Regions from separate parts of the Homo sapiens genome. Here region 2 is linked to region 1. The links are chromatin loops, found by intact Hi-C in ENCODE. Cell type or tissue: PC-9. All regions are shown on one strand. Each heading gives the region's core, and the rest is flanking DNA. Links, peaks and the distances in the headings are about the cores only. Region 1 has its middle 66 kb from the start of FHL1. Region 2 overlaps MAP7D3 (MAP7 domain containing 3).

What was found. Hi-C counts contacts between places; a loop is a spot of excess contacts. Peaks named below come from ENCODE experiments on the same cell type or tissue, not always from the same donor. Only the 100,000 strongest peaks of a DNase experiment are listed, where the experiment ranks them.
Region 2: a loop joins it to region 1, with 9 times the contacts of the local background. A loop is called at or near these places in 4 of 110 quality-filtered maps.

Annotation. Positions count from the first base shown.
Region 1 is chrX:136,128,287-136,133,666 of GRCh38, reverse strand. No RefSeq gene overlaps it. Among named protein-coding and RNA genes, the nearest start is that of FHL1, 66 kb to the left of the region's middle. In PC-9, for the core only: no CTCF peak of the experiment used is centred there; DNase peaks (open chromatin) are centred at 1,436 and 2,426; H3K27ac peaks cover 3,579 bases.
Region 2 is chrX:136,211,784-136,217,163 of GRCh38, reverse strand. MAP7D3 (MAP7 domain containing 3) reads left to right here. Exons shown (of 19, transcript NM_024597.4): 19 at 1-350. Among named protein-coding and RNA genes, the nearest start is that of FHL1, 17 kb to the right of the region's middle. RefSeq lists a silencer at 2,360-2,654. In PC-9, for the core only: no CTCF peak of the experiment used is centred there; a DNase peak (open chromatin) is centred at 2,403; H3K27ac peaks cover 726 bases.

The DNA of each region.
Region 1 (5,380 bases), core at 115-5,114:
CTCCAGAGTAGCTGGGATTACACGTGGGTGCCACCACGCCTGGCTAATTTTTGTATTTTTAGTAGAGACAGGGTTTCACTATGTTGGCCAGGCTGGTCTCGAACTCCTGGCCTCAAGTGATCCACCTGTCTTGGTCTCCCAAAGTGCTGGGATTATAGGCGTGAGCCACCACACTCAGCCTCCTGTATCTTTTTAACATGAGTCTTATCGATTTTCGAGTATTCCTTGCTTCCTCACATTACCAGATGTTCCAGACGCACTTTGTTCTTCCCTTGCCCTGGACATGGAATCAGCCACTTCTCTAAGGAGATCTAGTTCCTTTGAGTGGGAACAGTGTTTTAGACATGAACATGTGCCACCCAGATCATCTTAAGAAAGAATTTGAAGCTGAGCATGGTGGTACACGCCTATTGTCCCAACCACTTGGGAAGCTGAGGTGGGAGGATCACTTGAGTCCTGGAGGTCATGCCTGCAGTGAAATAGGATTGTGCCACTGCACTCCAGTCTGGATGACCTAGTGAGACTCCATCTCTAAACAACAACAACAATAAAATTAAATTAAATTAAATTTTAAGTAGAAAGGGCTTGCTGCCTATCTATCGGGAGTGTGGTCAGCGGGCAGCCTCCAGCTGTCTGCTCCTTCAATGTCTGCCTCAGCTGCAAAACACTTTCACTTAGGTGCATGCCCTTCCGGGGCCACCTACGTCTAGTGATTGAGACAGAAGTAAAAGGCCTGGCTTTTCAGCCCCATTTGGGACACTCTATTGGGACAAAATACTTGTACCAGAGCGCCCTGCTGGGTTGGTTGAGGTCCGCAACACAGTTCATCTTTCTCTTCTCAGTCCTGCTTCCTTCGGTCCTTCCATAGGTATACATTGGTTGATCTCTAGTAAACATCTTGTACTTTATACTCCATCACAGCTTCTGTTTCCAGAGACCCCCACCTGAGGCAGGTGGTATTCAGAATATAGTAGTCCCCCTGAAACCAACCCAATAGCCCCATAGATACTTTTTTTTTTTTTCATAAACAGAGAAATTGACAGACACTTCTGGTCTCAAAGCTTGAAACTTTTTTTTTTTTTAGACAGAGCTTCACTCTTCTTGCCCAGGCTGGAATGCAGTGGCGTGATCTTGGCTCACTGCAACTTCTGCCTCCCGGGTTCGAGTGATTCTCCTGCCTCAGCATCCTGAGTAGCTGGGACTACAGACACCTGCCACTGTGCCCAGCTAATTTTGTATTTTTAGTAGAGACAGGATTTCACCATGTTGCCCAGGCTGGTCTCGAACTCCTGACCTCGGGTGATCCACCCACCTTGACCTCCCAAAGTGCTGAGATTACAGGCATGAGCCACCACGCCCAGCCAAGCTTGAAATTTGTATTTGTTTATCTGAGTTCTTTCCTCAGGAAAGGGCTGTCGGGCCTCTCAAAAAAAAAAAAAAAAAAAAAAAAGGATCAACTTTGGGAGGCCCAGGTAGGCAGATCACTTGAGTCGAGGAATTTAAGACAGCCTGGGCAACCTAGCAAAACCGTGTTTCTCCGCATATTCTCACTCATAGGTGGGAATTGAACAATGAGATCACATGGACACAGGAAGGGGAACATCACACTCTGGGGACTGTTGTGGGGTGGGGGGAGGGCGGAGGGATAGCATTGGGAGATATACCTAATGCTAGATGACGAGTTAGTGGGTGCAGTGCACCAGCATGGCACATGTATACATATGTAACTAACCTGCACAATGTGCACATGTACCGTAAAACATAAAGTATAATAATAAAAGAAAAACTTAAAAAAAACCGTGTTTCTATTTAAAATACAATAAGCTAGGTGTGGTGATGCACGCCTGTAGTCCCAGCTACCCATGGGGGCTGAGGTGGGAGGATAATTTGAGCCTGGGAGGTGGAGGCTGCAGTGAGCTATGATACTGCCATTGCACTCCAGCCTGGGTAGCAGAATGAGACTCTGTCAAAAAAAAGTATCAAAGAACTGAAACTCACCACATCACCACCTGGAGACAATGAGATGTCGGACCCCTTATTCATCATGATTGCTTCCTGGCCCCTCCCTAGTTTCTGTTTTCTTACTCATTGTTACATTTCTTGCCTGCTGTATAAACCCCTAGTTTTTGTTGGTCTGGGAGATGGATTTGAGACTGAGCTCTCATTTCCTCAGCTGCAGCACCCAATTAAAGCCTTCTTCCTTGGCAATAATCATCATCTCAGTGATTGGTTCTCTGTGTGGTGAGCAGCAGTACCTAGACCAAACCCCTGGTGTTTGGGTAACATTCCCTTATCCTCAGGGGCTACATTCCAAGACTTCCAGTGGATGCCTGAAACCACAGATAGTACCAAACCCTGTACAAACTATATCATTCAATCTGATAACCGGCACAGGCAGGTAGTAACCACAGCATGAACATCCTGGACAAAGGGATGATTCATGTCCTGGGAGGGATAAAGCAGGACTGTGCAAGATTTCATCATGCTACTCAGAACAATTTAAAGCTTATGGTTTGTTTATTCCTGGAATTTTCCATTTAATATTTTTGGGCTGTGGTTGACTGTGGGTAACTGACACCACAAAAAATGAAACCACAGATAAGGGAGGACTACTGTACAAGAACTAGGTGCTGTGTGCTCACTGCCATTGGGATGTCATTGATTCTAGGCCCTTTTACTAGACAGAAGTACATTTTAAAATCATGAGGCCGGCCAGGCGCGGTGGCTCATGCCTGTAATTCCAGCACTTTGGGAGGCCGAGTCGGGTGGATCACAAGGTCAGGAGTTCAAACCTAACATGACCAACATGGTGAAACCCCCGTCTCTACTAAAGAATACAAAAAGCTGGGCGTGGTGGTGCGTGCCTGTAATCCCAGCTACTCAGGAGGCTGAGGCAGGAGAATCGCTTGAACCCAGGAGGCAGAGGTTGCAGTGAGCCGAGATCGTGCCATTGCACTCCAGCCTGGGTGAAACAGCGAGACTCTGCCTCAAAAAAAAAAAAAAAAAAAATCATGAGGCCGGGCACGGTGGCTCACGGTTGTAATCCCAGCACTTTGGGAGGGTGAGCCAGGCAGATAACTTGAGGTCAGGAGTTCGAGACCAGCCTGGCCAACATGGCAAAACCCCATCTCTGCTAAAAATACAAAATTTAGCGAGGCGTGTGGCATGCACCTGTAATTCCAGCTACTCGGGAGGCTGAGGCAGGAGAATCGCTTGAACCCAGGAAGCAGAGGTTGTAGTGAGCAGAGATCATGCCACTGCACTCCAGCCTGGGTGACACAGTGAGACTCAGTCTCAAAACAAATAAATAAATAAATAGAATTGAGTTCATACTAGTAGCTATATTCCAGTCCAACATCACATGGTTCTTCCACTCCCTCCCCTGTAACATAACTTGTATTTCCCCTTTCCCACAGTGAGAATCCCAACTTCCAGTGTATTTATGCATTTTTCAGCCTATTTACTCATTTGCTGAGTCCAGTGATACACAAAATGGCTTCAAATTGCTACAGCAGCAGTGTTGACATCAATAATAAACCACTAACATGTTCAAGGTTGCTTTGCCATTATTTTTATCTATATAATATATCTTATTGAATGTGCACAATGAGATTGCTGTGTCAAAAGTTAGTGGACGAATTCTTTTTATTCTACTGCATAATTACATCTTCAGTGTGATATGCAGTTATTTGTTTATATTGCATTTTCATTTTTTCTCATATTCAGTTTTATTTTTGAATATGTAAAATATTAACATAATTAAAGGACAAAATATACAAAAATATACTTAGAGAAGTGCCATTGCTTTCTTTCACATCCCATTCCCACCCATTCCTTTTGGGTCATCAACTTCCTTAATGTCTGGCTTATCCTTCCTGCAAAATATATTTTGCAGATATTAGCTACTTTCTTATACAAAAGGTAGAATACTATATATAGTATTTCACAACTTGCAAACACAAGATTTAAATTAAATTAAATTGAATTTTAATTTAAAATTTGGAGGGTTTTTTTTAATTTTTATTTTTATTGAGATTGAGTTTCACTCTTGTCGCCTAGGCTGGAGTGCAATGGCATGATCTCGGCTCACTGCAACCTCCGCCTCCTGGGTTCAAGCAATTCTCCTGCCTCAGCCTCCCGAGTAGCTGGGATTACAGGCGCCCACCACCATGCCCAGCTAATGTTTGTATTTTTAGTAGAGACAGGGTTTCACCATGTTGTCCAGGCTGGTCTCGAACTCCTGACCTCAGGTGATCCACCCACCTCGGTCTCCCAAAGTGCTGGGATTACAGGCATGAGCCTCTGTGCCTGGCCAAATTTGGAGATTTTAAATATGCTTGCTTGAAAGTCCTTTTTAGGTTATTCCGTTATTTTCATATCCTCAGATATTGGGTCTCTGGCCACTTTTTGTGGTGCCCAACTTCCCCATAGATGTTATCGTTTTGTTTGGGACCTAATTTTCTATGGGAATTTTCTTTTGCATGCCCATCCCCTTGGAGGTGGTTTCTCGGTTCTCCCAGTCCTGGCTCCTTGAGTTAGCAAAAGCTCAGATCAGGGCTTCTTCCTGTAAGATGTAGCAGTTCCAATGCCCACACTCAGATGGCACAAACCAGGCATAGGTCTTATGTTAGCTTGAGTTTTCTGCCTCAGCTGCTGCTTCAGACAAGCAGGAGATTCTGGTCCAATCCTAGTGGGAGGCAGACCAGGTGGGAAGCACAGCTGTAAACCTTGCTTTCACACAGAGATCCTGGTGCCAGCCTCCTACCACATACTGGGCAAGTTTGGCGGAATTTCCCCCATGGACTTGAAGCCCTATCCTAGACTGCTCCTAGCTCTCCACTCTTAGTTTCTGTCTCTGTTCTGGACTGTGACAATTTTCAGTTTTCCTCTCACAGTTGACGGTTATGTACTTTTAAATATCTTCAAGACCTTCTAGATCATTCCTATGTGTTTGAAATAATGTGGGGAGAATTAGGCATATGCTCACTTCACCTTCTTGATGTGAAACTATTTGTCATTTATTCAACACATATTTATTGGGACTCACTATGTGGCAAGCACTGGCACAGTTTCTTGGAATACCAAAATAAATTAAAGATATTATCATGGCTGATCAAAGCTCAAGCTTCCTTCTCTTTATGCTTTGTTTATTAATAATGTGCAATTTACCTTCATAATACAACAAAACCTTTAAAATATATTAGGATTGAGGCTGGACGCAGTGGCTCCCGCCTGTAATCCTAGCACCTTGGGAGGCTGAGGCAGGCAGATCACCTGAGGTCAGGAGTTCGAGACCAGCCTGGCCAACATGGTGAAACTCCATCTCTACTAAAAATGCAAAAAAAAAAAAAAAAAAAAAATCAGCCAGGCAGCCAGGTGT
Region 2 (5,380 bases), core at 313-5,312, 83 kb before region 1:
AATTCAAATGCAGATTAATTCTCCTAATGAGTTTTCAGTGTTGAATCGTAAATAGTCTGAAGCAGGCCAGTGTTCCTTTTGGCTGCCAGTCTTGGATTAGTAAAAGGAGGTAATTCTTTCAGATTCCCTGGTTCTTTGCCACTCAGAGTATTGTACTTTTGATATAGAATAGAGAAGGTTACCTTTGGTTTAAAAACTATTTTTATATACTAGCTCTTTCATGTATAAAACAGAGACAATCATCCTAACAAAAGAGTTCCTGTTATTTTTCTGCACAAATGTCTTGTGTTGAAACACTGTTACAGTTCCATATAAATGTGTGCTATATAAAATAAACTTTGGAGATAAAACAAGGGTTTTTTCATTATAATACTAAAAAAAGTGTACTGGTGGTGGTATAAAGGCAACACCAATTGTTGGCTGAGCTATGAACACAGGCAGCCAGCAAATTGAATGAACAGGGATCAAATCCCCTGATTTCCCTCTTCATCCAGTTGGTGATTTGGCAGAGTTCCACTTCTGGAATAGAAAGATGTGAGTTTTTTTGTTTGTTTGTTTGTTTTAGAGACAAGGTCTCACTCTGTGGCCAAGGCTGGAGTACAGTGGCACGATCATAGCTCACTGCAGCCTCAAACTCTGAGGTTCATGCAATCCTCCCACCTTAGCCTCCTGAGTAGCTGGGACCACAGTCATGGCACCATACCTGGCTTTTTTTTTTTTCTCTTCGTCTTCTTTCTTCTTTCTTCTTTCTTCTTCTTCTTCTTTCTTCTTCTCTTTTTTTCTTTTTTTTTTTTTTTTTTTTTTAGAGATAGGGTCTTGCTATGTTGCCTAGGCTGGTCTTGCACTCCTGGCCTCAAGTGATCTTCCTGCCTCAGCCTCCAAAAGTGCTGGGATTACAGGCATGAGCCACCACACCCAGCCTAGATGTGAGTTTTCAAGCTCTGGTTGTCTTCCTGCAACTATTTCAGTGCTTGTTACTCTTCCCTGTGATGGTTCTGTTGTATAAGTTGAGGCTTATTACTGCAGTATCTTTTGATTTTTTTAAAAAAAATATTTTGTTTTTTCTTTCTTGCCCTGGTTTATGGTGCTGATCTTGCTTTTTTTAATCCCAATAAAAATCATATAACCTAAAAGTAACCATTTTAAAGTGTATATTCACAAGGCTGTGCAGCTATCCCCACTGTCTAGTTCTGGAACATTTTCATCACCCTGAAAAGAAAATCTGTGTCCTTTAAGCAGTCACTCCCCTTTCCCTCCTCCCCTTGCCCCTTTAATTCTCACATTCAGTGCTCACCTTGGATGAGGAAAACCCTCTTGCTTTGAAAAGTCTGGGCAGTTAATTGTGCTCTTTTATACTCATCTCTTAATGACATCACTGTTACTGTGAGTGGCAAAACAAATGTTCTGATCTGCCTGTGAGTGTTTAGTTTCCAATCTTAAGTCATGCTTTACTCCAGCAGTCCCCAACCTTTTTGGCACCAGGAACTGGTTTTGTGGAAGACAAATTTTCCATGAACCTTTGGTGGGGATGGTGTGGTGGTTTTAGGATGACTCAAGTGCATTACATTTATTGTGCACTTCATTTCTATTATTACATTGTAATATATAATGAAGTAATTATACAACTCACCATAATGTAGAATCAGTGGGAGCCCTGAGCTTGTTTTCCTGCAACTAGACGGTCCCATCTGGGGGTGATGGGAGACAGTGACAGACCGTCAGACATTAGACTCTCATGAGAAGCACACAACCTAGATCCCTCACATGCGTGGTTCACAATAGGGTTCTCACTTCTATGAGAATCTAATGCCACCACTGCTCTGACAGGAGGCCGAGCTCAGGCAACAATGCAAGTGATGGGGAGCCACAGTAAATACAGATGAAGATTTGCTCTCCTGCCACTCACCTCCTGCTCTGTGACCCAGTTCCTAACAGGTCACAGACCAGCACCAGTCCGTGGCCCAAGGGTTGGGGACCTCTGCTTTACTAGGTTTTGTTTTTGATAAGGCAAGGTCCTTGTTTATCCCAAGTCTTTGGGGTCTGGTGCTTATGAGAATGGTGGTAGCCATTCCCCACTGAACATGCTAGAGCATTCTATATACTTTTAAATCAGCACGAACTAGACACATCCCATTCCTGTCAAATTCCAGAAATCCCATTCCTCCTTGTGTCTCATCTGAGCTGGAAACTCTTCACTGCCAAGTCTGGCGCCAGGTCCTGTTGATCCATCCATTGAAACTGTCTACCAGGATGTTCCTGTTTACAAGGCCAAGGTGATGGACACTGACCTAGCTTTCCCCTCACGCATTGCTGCCTCGCATTTCCCTTCCTGGTATCCTCTACCCGGAGGGACAGACCCCTGGCCTCTACCAGCAGATTCTGCAGATCAGCGCATTTTCTACGCCTGTGTCATTGTGGACACTGCATGTGGAATGAAGTTTTTTAACAGCTCCAATCCCTAAAAACCACAAGAATGCAGTGTGAAATACCATAAAGAATGCCAGACAGGCCCCTGAAGACCTGAACCCAGCTGAGAGGGCTGCTAGCTCACGTGTGACATTGTGCACGTTGTTGCTCTTCTCTGATCCCTGTTCCTTGTCTGTCAAATGAGGGGGCTGTGCTACAATCTCTGCAGCCTTTTCAGTTTTGAGACTCCACTGTTCTCAAACACCTCTAACTCCTTGGAGCCAGAGCAAGAGGGATCAGGAGGCATAAAACAGCAGCGATGGCCAAGGAGCCAGAGCGTGGAGGCGGACTGTGCATGACATTTTATCATGTCAGGGGGCAATTCCCTGTCATTTTCAGTGACCCCACCCCTCCAGTGCCTGGCCGGCCTGGTTGGTCAAAACAGGCCCCGAAACAGCCTCCTTGCCTTTGGTCTCCTTACCAGTCCAGTTACAGTGTTTCCAGATGGGTCCTAGGCACCCATCTGATTCTAATTTCCCCAACTGTATTGTAATCATTGCAGTTAGGTTTACATGTGCAATATGCAAGGTACTTGATAGGCATTTTCTTTTTGTTTTTTTGAGATGGAGTCTCGCTCTGTTGCCCAGGCTGGAATGCAGTGGCGTGATCTTGACTCACTGCAACCTCTGCCTCCCAGGTTTAAGGGGTTCATCTGCCTCAGCCTCCTGAGTAGCTGGGACTACAGGCACACACCACAACACTTGGCTAATTTGTGTATTTTTAGTAGAGACAGGGTTTCACCATGTTGGCCAGGCTGGTCTCGAACTCCTGACCTCAGGTGATCTGCCTGCCTCAGCCTCCCAAAGTGCTGGGATTACAGGCATGAGCCACCGTGCCCAGCCAGGCATTTTCAATGCTCACAACAACTCTATGAGGTGTGGGTATTCATTTATGCCTATGAGGACACTGAAATTTGTGGAGAGCAGCATTTGTTCCAGGTCACACAGCTGGAAAGAGACAGAGCTGATATTCAAACCCAAGTTTGTCCCTCAAACTAACACCCCACACTGCTTTGGGAGTGGACATAGTGTCTTGAGGCTTGCAGGGTATGTCACAGACACCAGAGCAGTGTCTTTGGTGCTGGGAATGAAATGTTTGTTGGCATTTAGTGTGTTTACTGGGTGCCAGTCCCCTCACTAAGCACCTGCATTATGTCTCCCACATGGGATTCTGCAAAGTAGAAATTTTACGTCTCACAGGTGAAGGATCAAGCTCAGAGAGGTTAACTTGCCCACAGTCTCATGACTACAAAGTGGCAGAGCAGCCAGGATTTGAACCCTGGTAGCCTGGTGCCAGAGCCCACCCTGTTAACCACAAGCAGAGAGGTTCTTGATATTCTGATCCCATTAATTATGAGGGAGAAAATGTTTCTCTGCTGACAAATTGTTAAGGGGAAATTTACCCTCATTTCTCCTGAGCCTTAGGGGTGTCACTCTTAAAATCGCATATTCAACAAACAAATGCCTTCTAAGTACTGAGCACTGTGCACGATGGTTTTATTGTGATGTGTCTATTTTTTACGACAATTTAGTGTCATGAGTGATATGCTAGAGGTGTGTCTAGGGTGTGGCTTGTCACTTATTAGCTGTGTGACCTTAGGCAAGCTTCTTAACCTGTTTTCTCATCTGGGAAACGGGAGTGATGGTGCGTGTCAGCTGTGATGCGTGTAGGTGCTTCACAAGATGCTGAAGTGTGAACGGCAGGCAGGCATCACGAAGCAAGCAATAGTTAGAAGCTGACTCCGGATAGACCTCAGTCTCCCGGGTGAGGAAGGTGGTGGAGGCGGTCTTGGGACTTTGGGCCAAGTGGCAGAGTAGTGGGACGGGGAATTTTAGGCCAGGGTGCTTTTCCTCAACAGAGCTCAAGCCATCCACTCAGGTTTTGCAGGCCAAGCAGGCTAGAAGGGCAAAGGGATAACAGGAGTGAGGAGGGAAACGAGTGAAGTGCAAACCATAGAATGTAGGGCAGATGCGGAGGGGCATTAGGGTGGGAAGGGGCTGAGAAGGAGGGTGGACCGAGGACTGGAGGGAAAGGAACTGTCGCAGTGAGGAGGAGTTCCGGAATGGGAAAGAGCACGTGGGTAGGAAGGAGAGCATGCGTCTGGATGCTGAAGGCCCAGGGCTCAGCCGAAATGGATTGAGAGCATAAGCCGGGGCCAAAGCCCTTAGTGAAGGCAGATGGGGCCCCCTCTCCATCCCAGGCCTGTCTTCTGTCCCCTCTCCCCGTGGGGCTCCTTTCCTTGCTGCAGCCTCAGGAACTCAGCCCACTCCCTTGGGAGCAGTGAGGGCAGCCACTCCCCATCCCCTGAGCCAGCCTCACTGTCCCTGGGGCCCCACATGACTGGACAGACTTCATTGGTTTCAAGGTTTTCATGGCTAATTTCTGTAAGGAAACACACACAAGGGGATGTGCCACATTCCTAAAAGTGCTCATGGTTTCTTGCTGACAGGTTCAGTTCCCTTCTCAGAAGGCAAACGTTAGCACCAAAGGGCTTCTGTCCTTTGCTTTTATCACCCTCAGCATGTGGCCCAGTTAAGACTAACACCCCCTCCTCCCACCCAGTTCTGCTTGTACTTTGACGAGGGGCCCTTATGGTCTGAAGCCTCTTCCACCAGGAGAGTGCAGCAGACACCTGTCGCATGGGGCCTCTTGTGCTGTGCCGTAAGGGCCACATGGGTGTGGGCAGGTTGGATGACCCAAGAACACGAGCCTCAGAGGTGAACAAAAGACACTGGTGTGTGGTGCTAGTCTAGAAGCAGCGGCAACTGGGGAGCCTCAATGCCAGGCCAACCCCCTGCCTCTGCCCACGGCATCCCTGCATGTTCCCCCTAACTGAAGTGCATGGGCCCAAATGGGCAGCTTCCTTAGTGAGCCACATCCACAAGAAGGAGCGAGGGTGTCATTCAGCTGGCAG